Linked DNA regions of Mus musculus: region 1 is linked to region 2. Evidence: chromatin loops called from intact Hi-C (ENCODE). Cell type or tissue: left cerebral cortex. All regions are shown on one strand. Each heading gives the region's core, and the rest is flanking DNA. Links, peaks and the distances in the headings are about the cores only. Region 1 overlaps Prrc2c (proline-rich coiled-coil 2C). Region 2 holds the start of Scyl3 (SCY1-like 3 (S. cerevisiae)).

The links. A loop is a pair of places that touch in the nucleus more often than their neighbours do. Peaks named below come from ENCODE experiments on the same cell type or tissue, not always from the same donor. Only the 100,000 strongest peaks of a DNase experiment are listed, where the experiment ranks them.
Region 1: it touches region 2 in a loop (4-fold over the local background); 10 of 42 quality-filtered maps call a loop at or near these places.

Annotation. Positions count from the first base shown.
Region 1 is chr1:162,708,974-162,720,327 of GRCm38, reverse strand. Prrc2c (proline-rich coiled-coil 2C) reads left to right here. Exons shown (of 35, transcript NM_001081290.1): 6 at 1,418-1,638; 7 at 3,967-4,049; 8 at 4,609-4,742; 9 at 4,849-4,936; 10 at 5,941-6,085; 11 at 6,971-7,024; 12 at 9,499-10,045; 13 at 10,642-10,799; 14 at 11,217-11,354. Among named protein-coding and RNA genes, the nearest start is that of Prrc2c, 26 kb to the left of the region's middle. In left cerebral cortex, for the core only: no CTCF peak of the experiment used is centred there; no DNase peak of the experiment used is centred there.
Region 2 is chr1:163,922,954-163,934,307 of GRCm38, reverse strand. Scyl3 (SCY1-like 3 (S. cerevisiae)) reads right to left here and starts at 4,543. Exons shown (of 14, transcript NM_028776.5): 1 at 4,122-4,543; 2 at 615-829. The coding sequence starts at 779. In left cerebral cortex, for the core only: no CTCF peak of the experiment used is centred there; DNase peaks (open chromatin) are centred at 3,780, 4,336, 4,533, 5,257 and 1 more place; H3K4me3 peaks cover 2,397 bases; H3K27ac peaks cover 1,585 bases.

The DNA of each region.
Region 1 (11,354 bases), core at 1,240-9,239, 1.2 Mb after region 2:
GGAAATGTATAATTACATCTGATTTAATCTGTAAGTCAAAATTTGTAAGGTATCCAGGTATCTTCTTTGTAAATAATAGGTGATCCTTTTGTCCTTATCTTTGCCCTGTTCATTCCCTATTCCCTTCCCTCTTCTCCATATGCATGTATCTGCCTCAGCCTCCCATGGCTTGGGATTATAGGCATATGCTACTGTGCCTAGCTGTCCATATCCATATACACACATACTATCTATCTAGAGAGATTGGTTTGTTTTGGTTTTAACATATTTTCCCCATTGTGTAAGATCTACCCATTTTTATTTTTATTTTTTTAATATACTTTTGTTTGTATTCCATGATTCTTTGCTTTCTGGACTCAAAATGAAATATTTTGGATAATGAAGGTTACTTTATGTGCATTATAAAGCATAAAATAAAAAAAGAAATAAATTTTTGAGACACATGTAAATGTTTTAGCTTCATGTTGTCATCATGAAACATTTCAACAGACTATATCTATGAGATTCCTCTAGCAAAATTTTATAGGTTTATATTTTAATGTTATATACATTGCATTTTACATTTTAACCTATTTCTTGTCAATATTCCTTGTCAAACTTACATATATCATAAATTTTTGTTTAACCTTTATAACATAATCAATTACTCATTAAAATTGGATCAGCTCCACTATTTCTTCAGTTAGTTACATTTTGACCCAAAAGTTATCTATTGTCTCCTAATAAATGTGGCAGCTTGAGTCAACAAACTGAACCCAACACATGACCTCCCACCATTTCTGAAGGAATCCAAAAGAGGCCTGGTTAAACGTTGTGACTAAAGGATTCTCTCAAAGCCCCCTTTGCTGTTACTGTTCATGACGTGCCTTCCCCAAAATACGTGATGGGGAGAGGCTAATATGAAAGAGTGGACTGTTTTCTAGAAGGGGGATATTTGTCTCTTAATAGTCTGTTCAGGATTTCCTTAAAACCAGAGTGGTTTTACTTGATTAAAGATGTAAACAAGATAATGTCACTGAATCTGCTCCTCTGGTCCCATGTAATTAGTAAGAGTTGACTAAAGTAAATGGATGTGAACATCCCCCATCAGCTTTTCTGAGTTGTATAGAATTTCACTTATCTTCCTTCCTTCCCTCTAGATGCCTACCTGACAGTCCAAGTGAGAATAGTGGTTTTTGAACCACTACAGAAACACTGACAAAGCTTTATACAAGCGCTGATAACCCTCCTTTCATGGGTTGTCATGGCTGCCTGACATAGAGCCTTTCTGCTTCACAATCTATGACTCTAGTCTGCATTACAAGACAGCAAATCCCCACTCTTACTGTACTTGGTGGCATTTTCTTAAAATATGCTAAGCTTGCTGTTGCTGTTATGTTACTAATATTTTCTTAATCCTTTTTGTCCTCCATCCCAGATGTTGCTTGCTGGAGAGATGGTGGTAAGTCTGCTGGGTCACCTTCCTCTGATCAGGATGAAAAGCAACTTGGCCAGGATGAAAGCACGGCTATAACATCAGAACAAAATGATATTCTCAAAGTGGTAGAAAAGAGAATAGCTTGTGGTCCTCCACAGGCCAAACTGAATGGACAGCAACCTGCACTTGCTTCTCAGTATAGAGCTATGATGCCTCCATATGTGAGTATTGCTAAACATGGCAATCAGTCAAAAGAATATTCTACTCTGGGACTCAAGAAATGGGGAAGATGTAGATCTTTGGTCTCAATAGCATCTAACTAAAGTCTGATTGTGAGAATAGTGAGGTAAACAAGTCACATGCCTCAGTAGCACAAGTAGCTTTATCATGTTAGACCACATATTTTTACAGCATATTAAGTCCCTGCTCTTAGGAGCCAAAAGCAGGTTGAACACTATGAGTTTGAGGCCAGCAGGACTACGTAGTGTGTGAGACCTTGTCTCAAAAGTAAACATAAGCACAAATGTTAATTGCAGTATCACAACTTTTAATTATTGTGGAAATAAAATTTTAGTTTACCAGTTCTTTGTGTTAATGAGTATTTTATATTACAGATTTAAAATTTTTTTTAAGATAAGTTCATTGGGTTTGCTAAATTGCCCAACTGATAGTTCATGGCCAATAACAAAGAGCCTAAAGGTTAAGAATTGTTTGAATTCTAATTATGTTTTTAAATCTACATTTTGCTTTTTTGTGAGACAAGGTCTCGTGAGTAGTTCAAGTAGGCTTCAAGATTAGTCCTGTCCCAGGCTATTGAGTGCTGAAGTTAGGGACATGCATGCTCTATTATGCCTACCTCAATTAAGTTTTACAGAAGAGTAGTGGTAAATGCCATTCTCCAGTCCTGGATACAGTATTTCATTTGTGGATATTTTTGGTTGTGTTTTAAAAGGAGAAAACATGGGAAAATACATAGCTCCATTAAGGTGGCTAAAATTAAAAAAAAATGAATTCTTAAATGGTAGGTCATTGTTAGGATCGAGGTAATGACTGATATTTCTTAGGGGTCTCATTCCTTCCCTGTGTGTAGACGCCTCTGTGCAGTTCTTTTCTTTCTTTCACTTATTTGTGTCAAGTTGCTTGTGCTTTGTTCCTTCTCTCTGCCATGTCTTAACTGTGCCAGAAAAGCAAAGGAAATTAAGTATTTTTTAAAGGTGGGAGGTTATAGTTCATTGTGTTTGAGGCCATGACCTTAACTCCCCCACAGTGCTGAAGGATGATATCCTAAGAAGTATGAGAGCATGACTTTTTTTAAAAAAAGTAAGGAAAACTTTATAAACTGACCCGGTCAGTTTGGGCCTAATTTTCAAATTGTGCTTGTAGATTTTTGAGCTTCCAGGTGTGGATATTGGAAGGCGCATCAAAGCAAAGGGCAGAGAAGGCTTCAGTACCAGCTGCTTCTATCAAGCCAGTCACCCAGTCTACACCACAAGTAGATACTGAGTGGTTAGAGATAGTTTCTGCAGTTAATGTTATGGCAAACTCCGAATTTTAAGCTATACACCTCATAGAATTAACATGTCTGAATAATTTAAAGGGGGAGCTAACGTAAACTAAAGACTGCATCCATTTTTACTCCTTTCGCTATAGTGCTGTAGCCAATGCCCACAGATTTCCTCAATACTTGATAGTTGACCTTGAGCTGGTGTTTAATTCAACCTAGTTTCAGCCCTGTGTGGTAGGAATGGCCCCTTTAGACATTACAGTCACACAAAAAGTCCTTTCTAAGTGTGATTTCCTTACCTAAAAAGATTTTTTTGTTGTTTTTTATTTTTTTGTTTTTGTAAGACCTTTTTCAGCAGAAGCAAAATTATTTCAGGCTTATGTGTCTGTAAATGAATAAATGTGTTGAGACTGTCTCCATCCAGATCATAGCTGAGTCCTTCAGTTACCAGGGTTTGCATAATCTGCCCCCACCCACTTTTAGGCTTACCTTTTTCCTTGACTGGATTTTTTTTAGTACTTAATTCATGTCATCTCTAGAGAAACTTGACTAAGAGCACATTTTCTATGCCATTCTTAACATCTGTCTGTTATCTGAAGTGATTTCCTCTTTATCATTGTTTTTCTAGTTGGTTTACGGATTTGTGGTTTTTACAGTTTGTGTCATTACATAAGTTAATTATATTAATGTGATATGGAGGTTCTTCAGTGTCTTAGTTAGGTTTTTGTTAGTATTTCTAGAGGTGGGGGTGTGAAAACATATGTCTTTAAGACAGGCAGATCCCCTGAGTTCACAACTAGCTGTTTTAGAGCAAACTGTAGGCCAGCCAAGGCTACATAGTGAGATCCCTGCCTTAAAAACAAAAAAAAGACTTCCTGGAATCACTTTTCTGTAAATGGTTTTTTAGTGAGGATGAGTGGTGGTCTATACTAGCAGACAAAGTTGAATATTCATATTATTTGCATCAACCATTCATACCTCATTACATTTTAAGAGCTACTCAAACTGAACTTGTGTATCATAAGTTACTTTTTTTATCATCCAGATGTTTCAGCAGTACCCAAGGATGGCATATCCTCCTCTACATGGTCCCATGAGGTTCCCACCTTCATTATCAGAAGCAAACAAGTAAGACTTAGACAAAGCCTACAGGGGATATGTGCTTTAAGATTTTTTTTTTAACATTGAGGGTTCGCTCTCAAAAGTATAATTATTTACCTCTTGTAAGCTAAAACTAAAATAGTAGCTAGGCGAGAGGGAGGGAGGGAGGGAGGGAGAGAGAGAGAGAGAGAGAGAGAGAGAGAGAGATCGATTCTGTCTCAGAAATCAAAAACAAAACCCGAAATAGTTGAGTATTTTAAAAATGTAATTGGCATAAATTTTTGAAAACAGGAAATCATGATTCTAAAACTAGTGATAATTCTTTTTCTTACTCTCCTCTTACTGTAGAAATTTTAGGATCCTTTTTAATGGTTCTAATTACTTATTTTGAAATGAAAAGAATTGAACTATTTAAGCTACTAAGTATATTTTAATGATTTCTTTATACTCATGTCATTCCAGGGTATATTTTGCTATAGAAAAAATTAATATCAAATTGAAATGAACTAAATTCCAATGTTTTAATACTCTCAAGTCAATATAACTAAAACCTGTGCATTTTTTCCTCTGCTCTCCCGTTGATTAGAAGCCTTCGAGGAAGAGGCCCTCCTCCTTCTTGGGCTTCTGAACCTGAACGCCCATCCATCCTTAGTGCATCCGAACTGAAGGAGCTCGATAAATTTGATAACCTAGATGCTGAAGCAGATGAAGGTTGGGCAGGTGAGGAACAGTTCATGAAACACTTGAAACTGCCTGGGGTTTAGTTTGACACAGTTAGTGGTGTGTTTATGAACTCACTCCATCTATGCTTTCCTTCATTTACCAGGTGCTCAGATGGAAGTAGATTACACAGAACAGCTGAACTTCAGTGATGATGATGAGCAAGGAAGTACTAGTCCTAAAGAGAGCAGCAGGTAAATTTGTGACAGTCTTGCTATTGATAGCGTGACTTTGTTGATAGAACATGAGCTGTTGGTACAAAGATGCTTCATTCATACGGTTTTTGTTTTTTTTGTTTTGTTTTTTTTTTTTACTACAGATTTTCTTTATTTTTCTTAGCTTACTTAATTGCTTCAGGATCTTGTTTTATTTATTTATTCATTATTTGTTATTCCCTAAAAGCTTATTGGCAAACAGCATTAGAGATTTGGGAAATGGAGCTTTTTAATCTCTGTTACTTATTGAAGGGCATCCAAGTAAGGAATATATGGGCTAATGTGTAAGAAACATTGGGCTTTTACGTGCCCAATTTGTAGTTTTCTCAGGCATGGCATTATAGTATGCTATAGTTTCATGATTGGTCGGTCATCTCTGAGATACCTGATATGTTGAGGTTATTTTATATCTGTCTATCTATATACATACATACATACATATATACATACACTAATATATCTTTTGAACCAGAGTAAATTAGAATATAGTCAATAATATTTTCTTTTTTTTTTGTTTTTCATGACAGGGTTTCTCTATGTAGCCCTGGCTGTCCTGGAACTCACTTTGTAGACCAGGCTGGCCTCGAACTCAGAAATCCACCTGCCTCTGCCTCCCGAGTGCTGGAATAATATTTTCAGTATCACTTATTTATATTTAGGTGACATCTTGAGAGGACAGGCAAGAAAAAAAAGTGTATTAGATTCATTTACATCACAGATGAGTATCCAATTTGAGCAGCTGCTATACTGCTATTTTAGTTATTACACTTTGACAGTGTGAACTAAATACTCCCCAAAACACTACAGAAACATCTCAGTATTAACATCACTGAGTCACAAACCTGTCAGTGATTGCTTTATACATTTTCTTCCCTTGAAATTATATGGAAAACTACCCCCCCCCCCCAGAGGAAAAGTCATTCACTTGTTCACATAATTTCTGTTTCTTTGTTCCTTTCCTCTTCTCCATTTTGGTTCTTCAGTGAGGATCAAACTGCAAAAACACCTGAAAGCACAGAAAACCGAAAAGAAGTAGATGAAGCTTCCAGCACTAAATCATCTTCTCAGATACCTGCTCAGCCTCCAGTCACAAAAAGTCCTTATGGGAAGGGACCACCATTTAATCAGGTTTGTTGGGCCTGTACAGGTCCTTATCATTACCAATAGTTTGGATGAGTTGATCTTAGAACCAAAATTGGAGTGACTTGAGAAAGGGGTTTTTGTGTGATTTGCAGGCAGGCAGTGGGTGCTGGTTGTAGTTTTGAGCTGGATTCACACATAAGATCCTCCTGCCTCTCCTCTGGGTGCTGAACTGTCAGGCATGTGATGTATAGTACTTGACTGAGGCTGTGTATTTTTTTGCTGCTTTTATTGCCTGTTAAATGAAATTACTGATATGGCTACTAAAATTAATTGTCAAGCCAAAACTGAAGATTAAATCAGGTCAAAGTAGAGGAATATTTTCTCAAAATAAACAAGGCGCTTTACCATCTACTGAATGTCTTCTACATCGTGCTACTTGCATGGGAAAGAATACACTGTAGAGAAATCTTAACATGAAGAAAATGGAGACTTACAATACCTGGTTATTGTGGAAAAGATAGCAAAAGGAGAGAAATATATGGGGAGCATATATTTTGATCTCATGAGTTGAGATGGTATAGCAGTAGCTACATTACAAACTGAAAGAGGCTGTAATTATCTAGGTGGTTTTTGCGTTTGTACAAAACAGATGGAAGAACATAACTGTTAGTAAGCTATAGGGAGCAAACTGGCAGTCTTTGAAAGGGAAAGGAAATTTTCCACTCTTTGTAGTAGGTTTGCTTGTTACCATACTGATATGGCTGTGTGGTTCTGTAAAAAGTGATTTTACAGTCACTGATTAACTTCTAAAATGAAGACAGGCCCAATAGGTTGACTTTGAACAGGTTTGTGTTCTCGTTGAGAAAATTAGTACACTGACTGTGGTCATAAATGTGTGGGGTAAATTTTTAAATCTCTTGGTCTTCATAGGAACGTGGCCCATCTTCACACTTGCCACCACCTCCCAAGTTGCTTGCACAACAGGTAAATTTTAAATAAGTGTTGATGTATACTCTGTATTTGGCTTTGTGAAGTTTTCTTCTGTTGGAATGATGCTTTTATGTTTATAACTTTCATTAACCAGTTGTACATTGTTCAGTGTGGCTTTTGCATGTTTTTCTTCTAGTTCATCCTTCTTACCTAACAAGCGCACTGAGTACCTCACTAAGGAAGGAAGCACAGAGCTGATGTCGGGCACTTTCACACTTGTAGTCTTCCTTCCTTGTTCCCTGACGGCAGGCAGTCCTGCCACTTACTGTCTATAGAGTGCAATACCCTGCTCTTCATTCTTTTTCATCATCTGCTCTATGTCTTTGTTCTCCATCATAGCAAAATTCTTTTAGTAAGTTGAGCTTAGCTGGATGACTCATAAATTTACCATCACTCCCAGGAGTGCTGCATGAACACACGTACACATCTATTGCCTCTTCTAATAAATTTGATTTCCAAGTATTAATCTAACAGAGAACTTGTACTAGACTATGCCAAGAAAAAAAAAAACAATGATAATAATAATAGTATGGCACCTAACTCAGTAAAAAGGATTTTTAGCTTCACAAAGAAAATCTGTGACTGTGGTCTAGGGAGATAGCCCAGTAAGAACCTGCGATACAAACATGAGCATAAGAATATCCACATAGACGAGAATCACACATGTTTGTGGTGTGCACAATAATGAACAACAATGACACTTTAACTTAAACAGTATTGCCTGACATTTTTTAACCTCTGTACGCTTATATATGTAATGAACACATTCATTTATATAAAAACCATATATACACACATTCACAAAGAAAAATATGAGTGGCCAGTAAGCACATGTGCTATCTAATAACCATGGTAATGCAAATTTAAATCGCGGTAATACTCTTTCTTTGCATCCATCATTGCCCTATAGTAATAACATATAGGATAGCGTGCATGCTTGAACAGTATAGGAAGGCAGCTTGGCAGTTTCCTGTTAAGGAAACATAATTGAGAGGGTCACTATCACCTGTTTATTCAAGAGGAATGAAAATATGCAGATGTGTGCCTTTATACCACAGGATACATATCTGTCATTGTTCTTGTACCTTGGACTACTAAACGGCAGTGAAATGGTGTAAGCCACCACAAAATAGCCTCCACAGTATTGTAGTGAGCCAGAGAGAATAGCACAAGAGATTCGTCTGCATCAGCACAATTCTAGCACAGGAAAAACAGTGTTAGGGTTGAGATATGTGAAGGTAAAAAGAGCAGGAGTGATGTGATGCAGCTGAGCTTGGTGTGTATCCCATCCTCATGGGAAGTCTTTCTATCCGTTGCCATGGTATACATTTACTTACTGGTATTTGATTTCACTATGCTGCTATTTTTCTTTTTTTGGAATTCTAACTGGGCAATATAGGAATCTCCATCCTTCTTTATCCTGGTGACTTTTCACTTCTCTATGTTGAAAATCTTGTGTTTTGTTTCTTTATGATTTAGCACTTTGTGTACTTTCTCTCTTATTTTTGGTGTTTTTAGCAGTGTTGTTAAACTCTGTCATCGTTTGAAAATGTTAATGAAAATAATATCAGTTACATGAACTAAAATCTTCATTGTGTTCTGGATACAGTGTAAATCTCTCTTTCCAGACGTAGTTTTGAAATTTCCTTCAAGGCCGTTTCTCTAGCAGCCATCTTGTCCCTTGCTTCTTACTCTGCAGCTTCCTTGTTCGTCTCCTTGGTACCCATGAGCTGTCATTTTACATATTTGGGCCTTGATTTTTCTCCCTGAGGAATTCCCCTTCTAAGGCATTCTGTCTGCAAGCTACTACTACTAAAACATGCACTTAAATTTCTATTATCTCTAAACTGATCTTTTATCTTAGTATAACTGAGTGAGCAATAATGCCTAACACAGTGAATGGGTATTTCTTCACTTGGTGTTTGACGTTCCAATTAATTTTTCCCTTCCTAATTTAGTATATTGTCTAGACTTACTATTTAAGAGTCTTTATGCACATACCAGAGGTCAAAGTTCAAGTTTGGGAAGTCAGTTCTCTACTTCTACAGTGTGGGACCTGGGGTTAAACTCAGGCTGTCTAAATTGTCAACAGATTACTTCTATCCTCCATCACCATCTTGCTGGCCCTTTTTCTTTTCATTGTCTTGTTTATGCTTTAACAGAATCTCTTCCTTCTTTCTTTTTCCTTCTTTTTGACCCTTCCCATCTCTCCATATTTATGGCACACAATATCAGTCCCAGAAAGTGATCAGGGTGATGATGGCTCAGGTGTTAGGGGTGCTTGCTGCCAAGCTTGACAACCTGAGTTCACTCTAATGAGATTCCATATAATGGAATGATAAGAGAGCTGACTCCTACAGGTTGTTCTCTGATTTTCACATGTGCACACATGCACACACACATAGACATAAAAACAAATTATTTCGAATACCAAGTTCTTATCTTCATCTGGTCTCTTACTCCTTCAGCATCCCCCACCTCCAGATCGACAAATACCTGGAAGACAAGGCCCCTTTCCCTCCAAGCCTCCAGTACCTGATAACGATGAAATATGGAAGCAAAGACGAAAACAACAGTCTGAAATATCTGCAGCAGTAGAGCGTGCTCGTAAACGCCGTGAGGAGGAAGAGCGAAGGATGGAGGAACAGAGGAAGGCAGCGTGCGCAGAGAAATTGAAGCAGCTGGATGAGAAGCTCGGGATCATAGAAAAGCAGCCATCTCCAGAGGAACTTAGAGAAAGGGAGAGAGAGAAGGAGCGGGAGAGAGAACTTGAAAAAGAGAAAGAGCGGGAGCTTGAGAAAGAGCAGGAAAAGCAGAGGGAAATGGAGAGGGCAAGACAGCAAGAGAAAGAGTTAGAACAACAGAGAGAAAAGGAGCAGGAACTACAAAGGCTGAGAGAACAGGAAAAGGAGGGCGAGCCAAAGGAACAGGAAAAAGAGGAAAAAGTTGAACCCCAAGAGCCTGTTGTAGAGCCTGCGACAGAAAACCAAGAAAGTGAAAACAACTGCAAGAAAGGTATGGTGCCCCACCCACATTTCATAGTTAATTATGCATTCTCCTTAGTTGTTAATGGTGGAGAGGTGAAGGCAGGGCCTTGCATGTATACTTGTGATGCATCATCCTCTAGGACAGATGGACAGATGGAACAAGTTTTCCTCAGGATAAAAACAGTAAACAGGTCCTTGACATAGCCCTGACTGGCCTGAAATTGCACTGTAGAGCAGGCCGGCCTCAAACTCAGAAATCTGACTGCCTCTGCCTCCCGAGGTGCTGGGGTTAAAGGCGTGTGCAGCTACACTTGATTGTCCTCTTCCCAGGTATAGATCATATCATGTAAATACTGAGTGTTAACATAAATATTTATTGAAATAAATGAGAAGTATTAGGACCTTGGGTTTTTGTCAAGTAAATACATATGTGTGTAAGTGAAGGATTTGGATCTGTGTTCTCCTTAGAGTCCAGGTTTATAAGAATCTGTTGATAGTTTAGTGATATGTTATTGATGTTTTTCATATTGGGTTACAAAGTGATGATTTGGAGTATTATGGAGATCCTTTTTCCTCTTTAACAGCATGTTTGATAGGATTATTTTTTACTGTTTCTTTGAGCAGAAGAAGAACCAATTTTCACTAGGCAGGACAGCAATCGCAGTGAAAAGGAGACCACACAAGTGGTACAAGAAGCAGAACCTGAATCGGGGGCTCAACCTCGACCTGGCTATTTCAAACAGTTTCAGAAATCATTGCCACCACGATTTCAGCGTCAGCAGGTAATACTACTAAAACCAAAAATACTTTACCTCATATATGGGATTGGAAATAGATATCTTATCTTTCAGGATCTGATAATATAATATAAAACAAAATACATAAAGCATAGGAACTTACCTTAGTTCCTTTTTTCTTTGTAGTACACTTGTTGAGAATTGGTTGTTGAGAAGTTAGTTGACTTTCTCTATCATGTCTTTTTTGTCTTAAGCTTTACTCATAGACACATCTTCTACTTCTAGGAAATGATGAGATGCTTATGTGAATTATAAGAAATTACTGTAACTTATTTGGTCTTTTGCCAACTCTGTGCTGATTGTTTTTATCTTTAAATTTCCCAAACACCTTTGTTTTCAAATACGGTTACACTAATTAATTATAGAATAGAAATGTCAGTAAGTGTGATTTTGGTTTTCCAGGAGCAGATGAAACAGCAACAGTGGCAGCAGCAGCAGCAGCAGCAGCAGCAAGGTGTGCTTCCACAGACTGTGCCCTCACAGCCGTCTAATGGTTCAGTCCCTCCTCCACCACACAGACCCCTTTACCAGCCAATGCAA
Region 2 (11,354 bases), core at 1,119-9,118:
ATAATATGCAAAGTAGGTTATCCAAGGAACTACCAAGACATGGCCTTGCTTTAAAAAAAATTGGCTCATTTACTGAATACTATTACAAGATGGGGTCATATGTTTTCTGTGGCTTTTTTTGTTTGTTTGTTTTTTGATGTGTGTATGCTGAGGATGGATCGCGTGCTTAACCGTGTTACTTGAATACTATGACTGAGACATATCATCAGCTCAAGTCATTTTCTTCTAAGCTGTCAATATCCCCTGACATGGAACCAAATAGCAAACTGACTGCACTAATAATCTCAACCAAATGCAGCAGTGACTTTAAGGGGCCAAGGACTTTCTTAGTGGAGCCAAAATGGAGCTCGACCCCCCCGCCCCCAGAAGTCAATGATCCTGTAAGGTCTCTCATCAAGAATCAGAGGCAGGATAAACATTCTTAGAGTAGACATATGAAATCACCTGCCTACCTTTCTCATGATTAAAATCCATTACACTGAGTTCTATGAGGGTCTTTGGCTATAGTGAAAGTATGCTGGAGACAGGACAACTGTTTTTATAACACCAAATCATAAAATACTTCTGCATGTGGCTGTAATAAAGATGCTATTAAGACAACTGCAGCACAGTACCTTGGCAGCCTTGTTAACCTTGTCTTCATTTTCTCGCTTATATACAAACACGGAAGCACATTTCCCATCTTGCAATATGGCGGGATAAACAGCAAGTCCAGATGGTAAGGTAAAAGGAGACTCCCTCAGTGTGTAGCTCTTTAAAGCGCTGTTCTCTGATCCCATCCCTGTTGCCGTGAGGCAGTTCTGCAGCTCCTCCTCAAATCCAAACAGCTCTACAAACAAAGAAGAAAAGGAACTGAGACATTAAATCTCGATCTGCAATATTAGCCAGGCTGGCTAATCCAGGTTTCCTCAATGTGACCACTAACAGGTACCCACTCACTCCTGCAGTGCCCACAACTGCATCTGAGAGTACAAATGGGCAACGAGCAGCAAGTTATCAGGAATGCGTGTTACTTAACAGCTAACAACTTCAGAGAAACTGTATTTTACCAAACAGTCACGTGCAGTTCCTCCCCCAAACCCAATCGTACACAAATATCTATAAAGTTTATAAACTTCTTCAGTTAAAGGTAAGTAGCCTTTAGATAAATACAAACGCCATAATTATGACACAAATCTCTCAACTTTAATTTTCCTTGTACTTGGAAGAAAAGCCACAGATATAATCTATGTAATGCTGCTAAAATCCATGCCTATCACTGAGTTTAAAGTGTGTATAGATGCATACACGTTACTATCGAGAGAATGAGAAGATGTGAGGGCGAGAAGCTATAGAATACTGGCTTTTTCAAAATCTCGGAAGATTATCAAATGCACTGAGCTCAGTTTGTCTCTCAAGACCCACTGTGACAGGCCAAAATGCAGAGAACAGGAGACTGCGGCGTTCAGTCCCAACACACAGACCTGGAGCGCGATTTCTGCACTTGAGACTCTGGGATCAGCTTGCAAAAGCCAGAGGGACAGGACGTTTGTTGTGAGACTCTATTTCCTAGGAAAAGTAAGAGACTTTTCTTGTGCTAATAAAGTCAGAGATTCAGACCATCTTGTTAACACGGTCGCCTAAGTAAGACCCAAACAACAAGGACACCAATGGACAAGCTAACTTGAAAGAGTGAAATCTCACACAACCTCACTCATAGCCAAAGAACTACAGGGACCCAGGGAATGCTGAGAATCAGAGATGTTTTCCTCCAGAGGGAAGGGCTCCCAGCTGGTTAGTCAATACCATGTGCTCAACATTAAGATCACACTTGCTTGCTTGCTTGCACACACACACACAGAGCAAGATGTACTTCTGTATTTAGGAGCACACACACATGCAACAAGAAAAAGACGATGAATTTGAGAGAACAATGGCAAGGAGGATGCACGGGAAGGGCTGGAGGGATGACAGAGAAAGGGGGGAAAATGATATGATTAAGTTTAATTCCAAAAAAAAAAATCATATAAAAAAAGGAATGACAAGGACCAGCCATATTTTACTGGGACAAGAGAAAAGCAATGCATGCAGCCAGAGAAAGAAGCTCTGATCATGGATGCAGTGGTCCCTGGGCGGCGAGGGCCTTCTTCCTGCCTCCTGGCCAAAGAGCAGTCGAGTCACAGCCGGATCTTTAGTATCCACAACCAGAATGAAGGGGCGGACCACTGTCTCCTCTATGGATCTGATGTTTTTCTTTATCACTAGTAGCACATCTGAAGCTGGGGTCACCAGGAGGTGGAGCTGGGGCCCCATGGAAGCAAACACGTGGTAGGCACCAAGGAAGTGAGTGGTCAGTGAGATAATGGTAGGCACAAGCTGGGGGAATGGCTGCTTTATAGAGACACACAGGCATCCTCCATCTTGGCCCTGCCTAGTGCCTGCAGGACGAGCAGCTGGCTTCCAATCCAGTTTTTCCACTGCCTCACTGACTAAGCCTCTAGGTGCTTGCGGCTTCCCTGGTGTGGCTTGAGTGGGCCTACACTCCCTGAGACCAACGGACACTTCTACTCTGACCCCTGCTTCAAACACCAGTGAGAAGAGAGGTATGAGTTAGGGAAGGGTTCATTTGAAAAGTATGTGGACCTAGCCTGCATTTTTGGTTCACTACAAAATAAAAGTTTTCAAAATTAAACAATAAAGGAAAACCACAGCAGGTGAGTATCTTCTTGGCAGAAAAACCAGTTTAATTTCGTTAGTCCTGAAGGGATACTGCGGTCACTGAGATTCATGAGCCACGCTGGCAAAAGGCAGGGGCAATGGGCATTTAGCTTACTGATTTCCAATAGCAGGCCAAATCCTTGTTGGAATATTGGCCCTTAGATTATCTATTAACCCTAACTCAATGTTATAAATACGAACATAATACCTTTAGATTTGCAAAAATACTAGGAAGCTACCAAAACCAGTCATTTTTCACAGTGATAAGTCGCCTATGACCCTAAGGAAGAGCACCTTTAAAAAGGCAAGGCTCAGTTTCTACCGAAGCGAATAGGATGCCCTGTACAGAGCCCCGCGCCCAACACAGCAGGGAAAGGGCGCCGAGGACTGGATTTGAGAACACACAAGGCGGTCACTCTGGTTCTCCCCACGCCTGTATCTAAGAGGCAGGACCGCTGGCACCAGCAGTGTTTTACAACCCTCAGGACGGAGCTGAAAGGAGCTTATGGAAATGCAAGACATAAGGAACACTCCCAACTCCACGGATTTTTTCTTGGTTTGGGAAGTAAGAAGGGGACTATGAAATAGTGCCAGGTAGCTTTGAAAGTCACACGAAGGTAGAAAAGGATATTCTAATATGGCATTTTTACTGACTATACCACTTATACTTTCTATAATGAAACGTCGAGTTGACAGTCTAGGATGTGACTGTACACTTTAATCTATCTATGTCTTCCATCCTTCTCATTTCTTTGGCTTCAGGCGAAGCTTCTGAAGGGTTCCATTTGGTTTGGGAGCAGCACCTTGCCTAGGTATTCAACCACATACCACGTGTGCTCTGGGGGAAGTATGTCCCTTAGTTCTCCCGACAGTAGAGACTCTCTTCGGTTCTAGTTCCCTTCGCTTCAAAGAGCCAAAGGTTATGACTTGCCCGAGAGTCCTAAGGATATGTACTCGTTGGCACTTAGATACTGGGTGACAAATCTTACCAGCGGCCCTGTCTCGGCCACGTATGTTCCCTGTCAGGAACTCAACCGCATTGTGCTAGCTGACAAGCAAAACATGTAGTCTCTGTGGACTAAAAGTACTCCGAGGTGTGACATCAGCTCAGAGCACACACATGTCCCCCAACCCAGCAGCAGCAGCGATCCCAGAACTCAGCAAAAGCGACCTTGGGAGATGTTGTTGTCTTTTCTACACGTGAAGCCCGGGGGCTGAGTGTGGACGCTCGTCGGGGACCCTGCACCGCGCGGCCTTCCCGCTGGACTCCAGGCCCGGTCTCTCGGCCCTCCACCGGCCTCGGCCGGCGGGGCTCACCCGAGACGCCAGGCACAGGGGCACCCCGAACTCCCCGGGGCAGCGCTCAACCGGCCGCCCCGGCTCGCTTCCCGCCCCGCCGTCCAGGCCGCACGGCTCCCGGTTACCTGCGGGCGGCGGGAGGAGGCTGGCGGCTCCGCTCCCTCTTGGCCCGCGGCTGGCTCCGACGCTCAGACCCCGGCTCCTCCACCCACAGACACCCCCGAGGACCCGGCTCCGGCGGCTCTCCGAGGGCCCGGAAGCGGCTCAACAGCCGGGCCTTCAGTTCCTCCGACGCCACCACCGAGGCGCGAACCCGGAACCGAGCTAGAGCGGCCGCACAGGTGCTGCGAGGGCGCGGGCCCGGGTAGGTGTGGGCGCCAGGGGAGCCTGCGCCGCACGCCTGTTCCCGGCAGCCGGCTCTGGCGGCAGGGAAGCCTCTCTGCGTGTGTCTTCAGCCCGACTGCAGGGGCATCCCGGTTTTCATGTTTGGGTTTTTAACCAGCCGCTTTTGAGTTCATTTCCGCCCGAATCCAAAATGGCCACCTCTGGCTTCAGACAAGTAAGGGGGCGGGGAGGAGGAGGAGAGGAGTTTGGGGCTGAGCCAGAACTTTTCCGGTTGTGACTGCCCCCTCAGCATCCTGGCCACCAGGATTGGCCTGCTGTCAGAGAAGATATGTATGTATGTATGTATGTATGTATGTATGTATGTATGTATGTATGTATGTATGTATGTATTTAGTGAAGTCAGAAATCATGGCGATTAACGCTTGAGACTTAATTAAGGCTTAAGGTTTCAGATGGAAAACCTGGAATCATAATTCAGCGAAATAGTACAATTAGAAGGAATGTCACGCAAGACCGGAGAGGACCGGACAGGAGGGAAGAAAGTGAAGAGGAGAAAAGGGGAAGGGAGGAGAGGGGAAATAAGGATGGGGGGGGGGTGTGTGGGAAAGGAACGGAGGAAGAGAAGACTACACCTGTGATAGAATTACCAGCTCCAATATCCGCTGACTTCTTGTTCTCTTCGAAAGTTCACCTTCGTTACAATAACCGAAGACTAAATGATCAACCCATTTGCGTGTGGGAGGTCGCAGCCAGCCTCTGCCTTCCTGGTAAAGAATGTAGATAAAGTAACATCAGCTACCACGTCCTGTAAGGCAAGTCAGAATGAGACCAGGATTGTCTTGATCAATTTATTTTGTGCCTTTCTTTTCCTGGAGGAGTAGAATTGAGCCACTTCAACCAGGGCAAGAAATCCACTGGGAGGATGATGCATTCCTGACTCACATCTATGCTGTATCGTTCGCTCTGGGTGCTTGCTCGCATTCTCATCCATTCTTTGATCACTAATCCTAGTCCAGCTGTGGATGGGATCCTGGGTAGCATGTAGCCTGTTTTCTCAAACACGATGGTCACCTACTCCTCTAAAATTAACACTAGAAGACAGTTCCCTGCTGCATGTGTAAGACATGATTGGAAGGGACACACTCAATACTTCTACCATCTACTCACTTCATTTATCCTGGTGTCACTCAGGTTTCTAAATAAACCATCTCTTACATCTCTGCATTAAGATTCCAGATATTTTTGAGGCCACGGGTTAACTTACACATCTTACCCTCAATAGGGTATGTCAGTCATTCTGTCCAGCGGACATTTGATTCTGTAGGAAAAAGGACCAGTATTGTACAGGCACACACAGATTCAGTTACCCCGCCTGGAGTTGGGTGACAGGTGATATTGCTCAGGTGGCACATGGACACGGGCTGGAGATAAGTAAGCTCTGCCCCTGGCTTGCAGTTCACTGATTAAGCCAGGCTCTCTGTCCAGGGAGCCCCAGAATCCACCTGCCTTTGCTTCCCCAGTGCTGGGCTTCCAGGCATAAGAACTTGGATTCTAATGATCAGACTGAGGTTCCAAGCACCTTACTGACTGAGCCATCTCCTAATGCCCCTCCCCACAAGATTACAGATTATTTGCATATGAGCCTTTGTGAAGATTTTGGGCTCACTAGATTCTTATGCCTTTCAGCCTATTTGACCTATTTTGAAGTTACTCATTTTGGCAATGAAAATTCACTTTTTAACATCCTTAAAAACACCATTAATCTGCATTAGATATGGGAAGGGCATTATCTGTAGTATCTGTCTCTAAGTATGGGTTTCTGATTTAAATCCTCCCAATGCCAATCCAAGCGTGAAATGCTTCTTAGCCTCCAAGTGTACACCAATCACCTCAGAGTTTAAGTGAAGAGAAAATAATAGATGTGTTGAGTAGTCTAGGTCTTGTCAAATGGCCTCAGACCTTAGTACAACTGACCCCATGATGGAAGTACCATCCAGGCTGTAAAACTCAGCATGTAGGCAGCACCACGTGCCAAAACTAAAACAAAGGCCTAATCCACCAAAGTCCCTTGTTCTGGGAAAGTCTCTAAATGAACTAACCTTGCTTTTTAGCTTCTGTAGCTCTGCTTCTGGCTAACTGTTCTTGTTAACAGAACATGGTTTTTCTGCTTAAAAGCTCACCCTGAGAAAGGCTCAGGGCTGCATAGGCATCCTGAACATCCAGTGTAGTTGTTGGCTGTCTAAAAAAAACAAAAAAAACAAAAAAAAAAAAACAAACACCTTTCTGTTGGCTTAAACCCATGTCTGAGCAGTCTTTTTGGAGAATACTCCACAATATTTCTGGATACCTCAAAAGATCCCAGAGACCACACTTCAAGATACCGGGGTGGTGGGATGAGGAGGTGTCTCAGAGACCCTTGGATCAAGGAAGAGTTGGGCTGTCAAGGGGCCCCTAGGGGGACACAAGTGGAGATGCTCCAGCTTCCCAGAGCTGCCTTTGATCACTCACTGCCTAAGGTTTTGGAGGGGTCTCACACCTCTACCGGGAAAGGAAGCAGGTTGCCTTGGTCTATGACCTCCGGAGATAAGTCTGGTCATGGCACATTCTGTTTGGACACACAGGAGAGGTCGACATGTCTGCTGATCCAGTGTCCATGTGATTTGTGACTGGATCCTTTTGTCTGTTCAGGTATATAAATGTGGTGGCTACCCCTTGTTGTCTTTTCTGTCTTTGTCTGTCTGTCTGTCTGTCTGTCTGTCTGTCTCTCTCTCTCTTATGTGTCTTTGTGTGTCTGTGTCTACGTGTTTCTGTCAGTTCTATTTCTCTGTATTCACTAGTGGCTTTCTCTGGTGTAAGAACCTGTAACCCAGGCTTAAGACCTGTACCCCATTCCATTAAGGACCCAAATCCTTTTGACTCTGCCAGGTTACCCAGACAGACAGACAAACAAACAGACAGACAAACAAAACAAAACCAAAAGTCAAAAACCAAACCAAATTTAAAGGCCCCACAACTAACTAACTAACTAACTAACTAACTAACTAACTTTATTTTGGACTCAATATAGAATTATTTGATATAGATTTTTTTAGTTAAATAATATAGATTGATTTAGTTATAACCAACCAACTAACTAACTAACTAACTAACTAACTAACTAGAGTCCACCTGCCCGCTTTAGGAGCAAGGGGCCTTGCTAGTTGCTTTGCTACACTTCTGCTCACAGTCAGGGTTGGTTCCTGTGTGGATGTGGGAGGGGACAGGCCTCTCGTCCAGTGCCCCCTGTCCTCTAAGCAGAATGCAGGAAATAGTTCTCTCCCAGGTAAGCATTTCCTCTCTGTGGCCTGCTCTAAACAGCCCCAGGGAGGAAGAAATGTCCCCCCTGGGCTGAGCCCAAAGGAAAAGAGAAAGTTTCTCTCCTTCCTCTTTTATGATTTGTGTTGCATTTTTAATCAGTGATCCAAAAAATGCACTATTCTGCAAATAAATAAATAAAAATTTTAAAATGAACAAAACTTCCTCTGTACTGGGCAGTGGATTGCTGGAGACCACACAGCCTGGACAAAGTGGACTTTTGTTTCTGCCTAACACTGACCAGGAAGACATTAAATGAATCTCACTAGGCACTTTTTTTAAAAGATTAAACATTTCCTTTGTCACCCAGTTGGCCCCAGATATTAGAAAAAATTATAAAGGTTTTTTCCTTTTTCTTTTCTTTTTTAAAAGTATTAGCAGGTTCCAGTTGCTGTAGGTTGGTCAAAGTGTTTTTAACAATAGAGAACCGATTGTGACAGGACCTTTTGCATGACCTGAAAGCCACTGTCACCTTCTCTTATGATGAGATGTAGTTAGACTTACAAATACCCAGCAAAAATTGTATGTCTCGTGCTCTGTCAGAAGAAACCAACCCCAGCCCCACGCCAGGACCAAGCTCATATAGTTGTTCAACTAACGAGTTCAGCTACCTCTGTCCAGCATAAACAATACCCAGTGACCCTGGAAACAACAAGGGAAATTGCAGTCCATATTGTCTGGCTTGAAGAGACAGGCATCCCGGTACCCTGCCAGTCATTCTCCTGCCCGTGCAGAAATCTGGGGTCTCAGAATCTCACGATTTTAGAGAGACAGTTGTACACTGAAAGATGCATCCCTCAACCTCCCACTGTCAGAGATGAGTCAACCCATCTTTGCTTTTAAGTGGATAGACCCACTTAAAAGGTTACAGTGGGCAATATACCTGCACTAGGTTGCCCCAGGATTTAAAGACACTAAGTACAGACTTCCTGCTCTTCTACCAGAGGTTTCCTGGGAAATGAATTATAAAAGGGACTGCCGTAAGAGTTACAGATCGTTGGTTACAAAATGTTGGCTAAGAAAGCCTAGCTTTATAGAAGATCCCACCAGCCAAGGGGAGGCAAGGAGCCTGTCTCAGAGTAGGTTTGAACTTCAGATCTCAGCTCCAAAGACTAAGAAAGAGGTTTGAGAGTTTGAGATTTGAGAGGTAGGTGCAGCAGGATATTGCTGCCTCTGGATGACAGAGTTTGTGAAAATAGCAAGGCCTCTATACACCTCTATACACCACCACAGTTGTGTGTGTGTGTGTGTGTGTGTTTTGAGGGGTATGGGATGAAGGGCACTGAACCCTTAATCCAGACTGAGATTAAACAAGACAAAAGGGGTTTTAACCTAAACTTTGGGGTCATGGCAACACCCTGTGATATACTTGCCAAAATGACTGGACCCTGTAGCCACAGGTTGTACCCACCTGTCTAAGAGCTGTGGCCGCTACTGCTAACTTAATAAAAGAAAGCAAAGACCTTAAGTATGGATCAAGATCTTATACTCATAGCACTCAGGACATCATTGAGGCCCTCCCCTGAAAAGTATCAGAATGCTGGATTTCTAATGACTGTGTGACCCAGTATCAGGTCCTGCTCCTGCCTCACCATTGAGTCAGGTTTGAGCAACCCACCACCATCAACCCTGCTACCCTCTTGGCTGATGGCAACCCACAGGTACTCATCTGCGATTGTCACGAGATAAAATATGAAATCAGGCACATGGGATTTGCAATAGTTAGTTTAGCCTAAATGATTTGGGCCCAAGCCGGGTATCTCAGGCCCAGAAAGCAGATGGTCTTTGGGGTCTCAGATGGGGAAAAGAAAACTCAACCACCATATACACGGACCATCAGAACTACTGGGTATGTGCATGGTATGGTCTATTTAGAGAAAGGGCTTTCCATTGCTGGAAAAAATATTAGAAATTCTTGGCTCTCCAAGAGGCTAATTGGCTTCTCCTACTAATTGCTGTCCTCCACTGCTGGGTTTTTAACCTGGCCGCCTGATCAAGGGCCCTGTGACTGGTGGGGCCTGTTGATGTTCTGGTGACATAACCATAATCTAGACTTCCAAGACTCCATGATAAACAAAAATTGGACAGTTCAAACCCACAGGTTGCTGGGCTCCCACACCAGAGGGAAAGACCATTCTCCTAGAAACATCCGGCGGGGCTGTGGTGACATTCTCCAGGCTACGCATGTGGGGTCCACAGACTTTCTGAGCGGCTCAGACTGAGGTATGGCTATCATAGGATGTCTCAGCCAGATGCCATCATTATGCTCAAGTGAATCCAAAATAGAGCGCGCTTATCCTGGAAGGTGTCCAAATGAGAGACCAACCCCCCCACACACTCTGGGAACACTGACTTTACCAACCTCCAGTCTGCTGGGAGAGGATACAAGCTTGTCTTTATAGATAGCTTTTCTGGGCAGAGAGAAGTGTTCTTCACGGAGACTGAAACTGCTCAAATAGTAGCTTAAAAATCTCCAGGAACTGGTCGCCTGATTTAGTGTTCCCCCAGTAATGGTGTCAAACAGTAACCTGGCTTTTGTAGCCAAAACCTCTCAACTAAAATAGGTAAGCTTTAGACACAGATTGAAAACTTCACTGTGCATATAGACCTCAGAGTTCTAGCCAGATTAAAAAAAACAAAAACAAAAACAGGACATTAAAAGAAACTCTAACAAAACTCTCATGAAAGTCCAACAAAAGATGGATAGGCCTCCTTCCTTTGCTTGGTCTTCAACCCACTGTGCCCTGTATAGGGAGGGATTTACCCGCTATGAGATGATGTTTCAAAGAGATTCCCCACTGCTTCCCAGGCTCAGAGACCAGCAATTGGCAAAACCATTCCTTTCTCAAGTCACTAGGGCAGTCCAGTCCTCCACAAAGGCTGCTTATCAGATTACCTGAGAGATCCAGTGGACCTCTGAGTCCACCACCAGTTTCCTCTTGTTCCAGTCCAGTGATACTGTCTGGGTCAGGCAGGTAGCTGAAGGGCCACCGAAACCACCTCGGGTAGGACTCTACATGGTGATTTCTCTGCTCCTACGGCTGTGAAGACAGCTGCCATCACGCCATGGGCCCACCTCACCCAGGTCAAGAAAGTGGAAGCCACAGATGCTGTTGCCAAATGAACTGTCTCCAGAGTATGGGTCCACTGGAATTAAAGTCTTACGGGGTCCCAGGCCCTCTGCCTCCTAAAACTTGTTTAGTGTGAATACTGGGTTATGGTCCAACCCCTACAGGCCTCAGGTTTGTACCTGCAAACTGAGGAGACAGGGAAGGTATTAGATAATAGGACTACAAATCAGCAACCCACAGTCCATCTTGACTGTTACTTGCTGGTGCCCATTTTTATGTCTGGTTGTAGTGGGAAAAAAAAAGAAAAGATAGGGAGGTTTATTTTTTGAGAGAATACAGAGTTTATATTTCTGTGCATTCCTGTGATGCTATCCCCTAATTGCCTGGAACGAGGGACTTTCCATTGCAAAAGTTGGGTTTGTAAAACTAAGGCTTCCTGAAATTTTTCTTTAAAAAGATTCTGGTGTTTGGGAAACAGGAAAACCCGGGGAAGTAGACTCTACGTCTTAGGGTTAGAGGGTCCCTGGGAACTGAGTTAATCATTCCTAGCCAAAAATCAGCCAGGAATGGTTATGCTTGGACACCCTG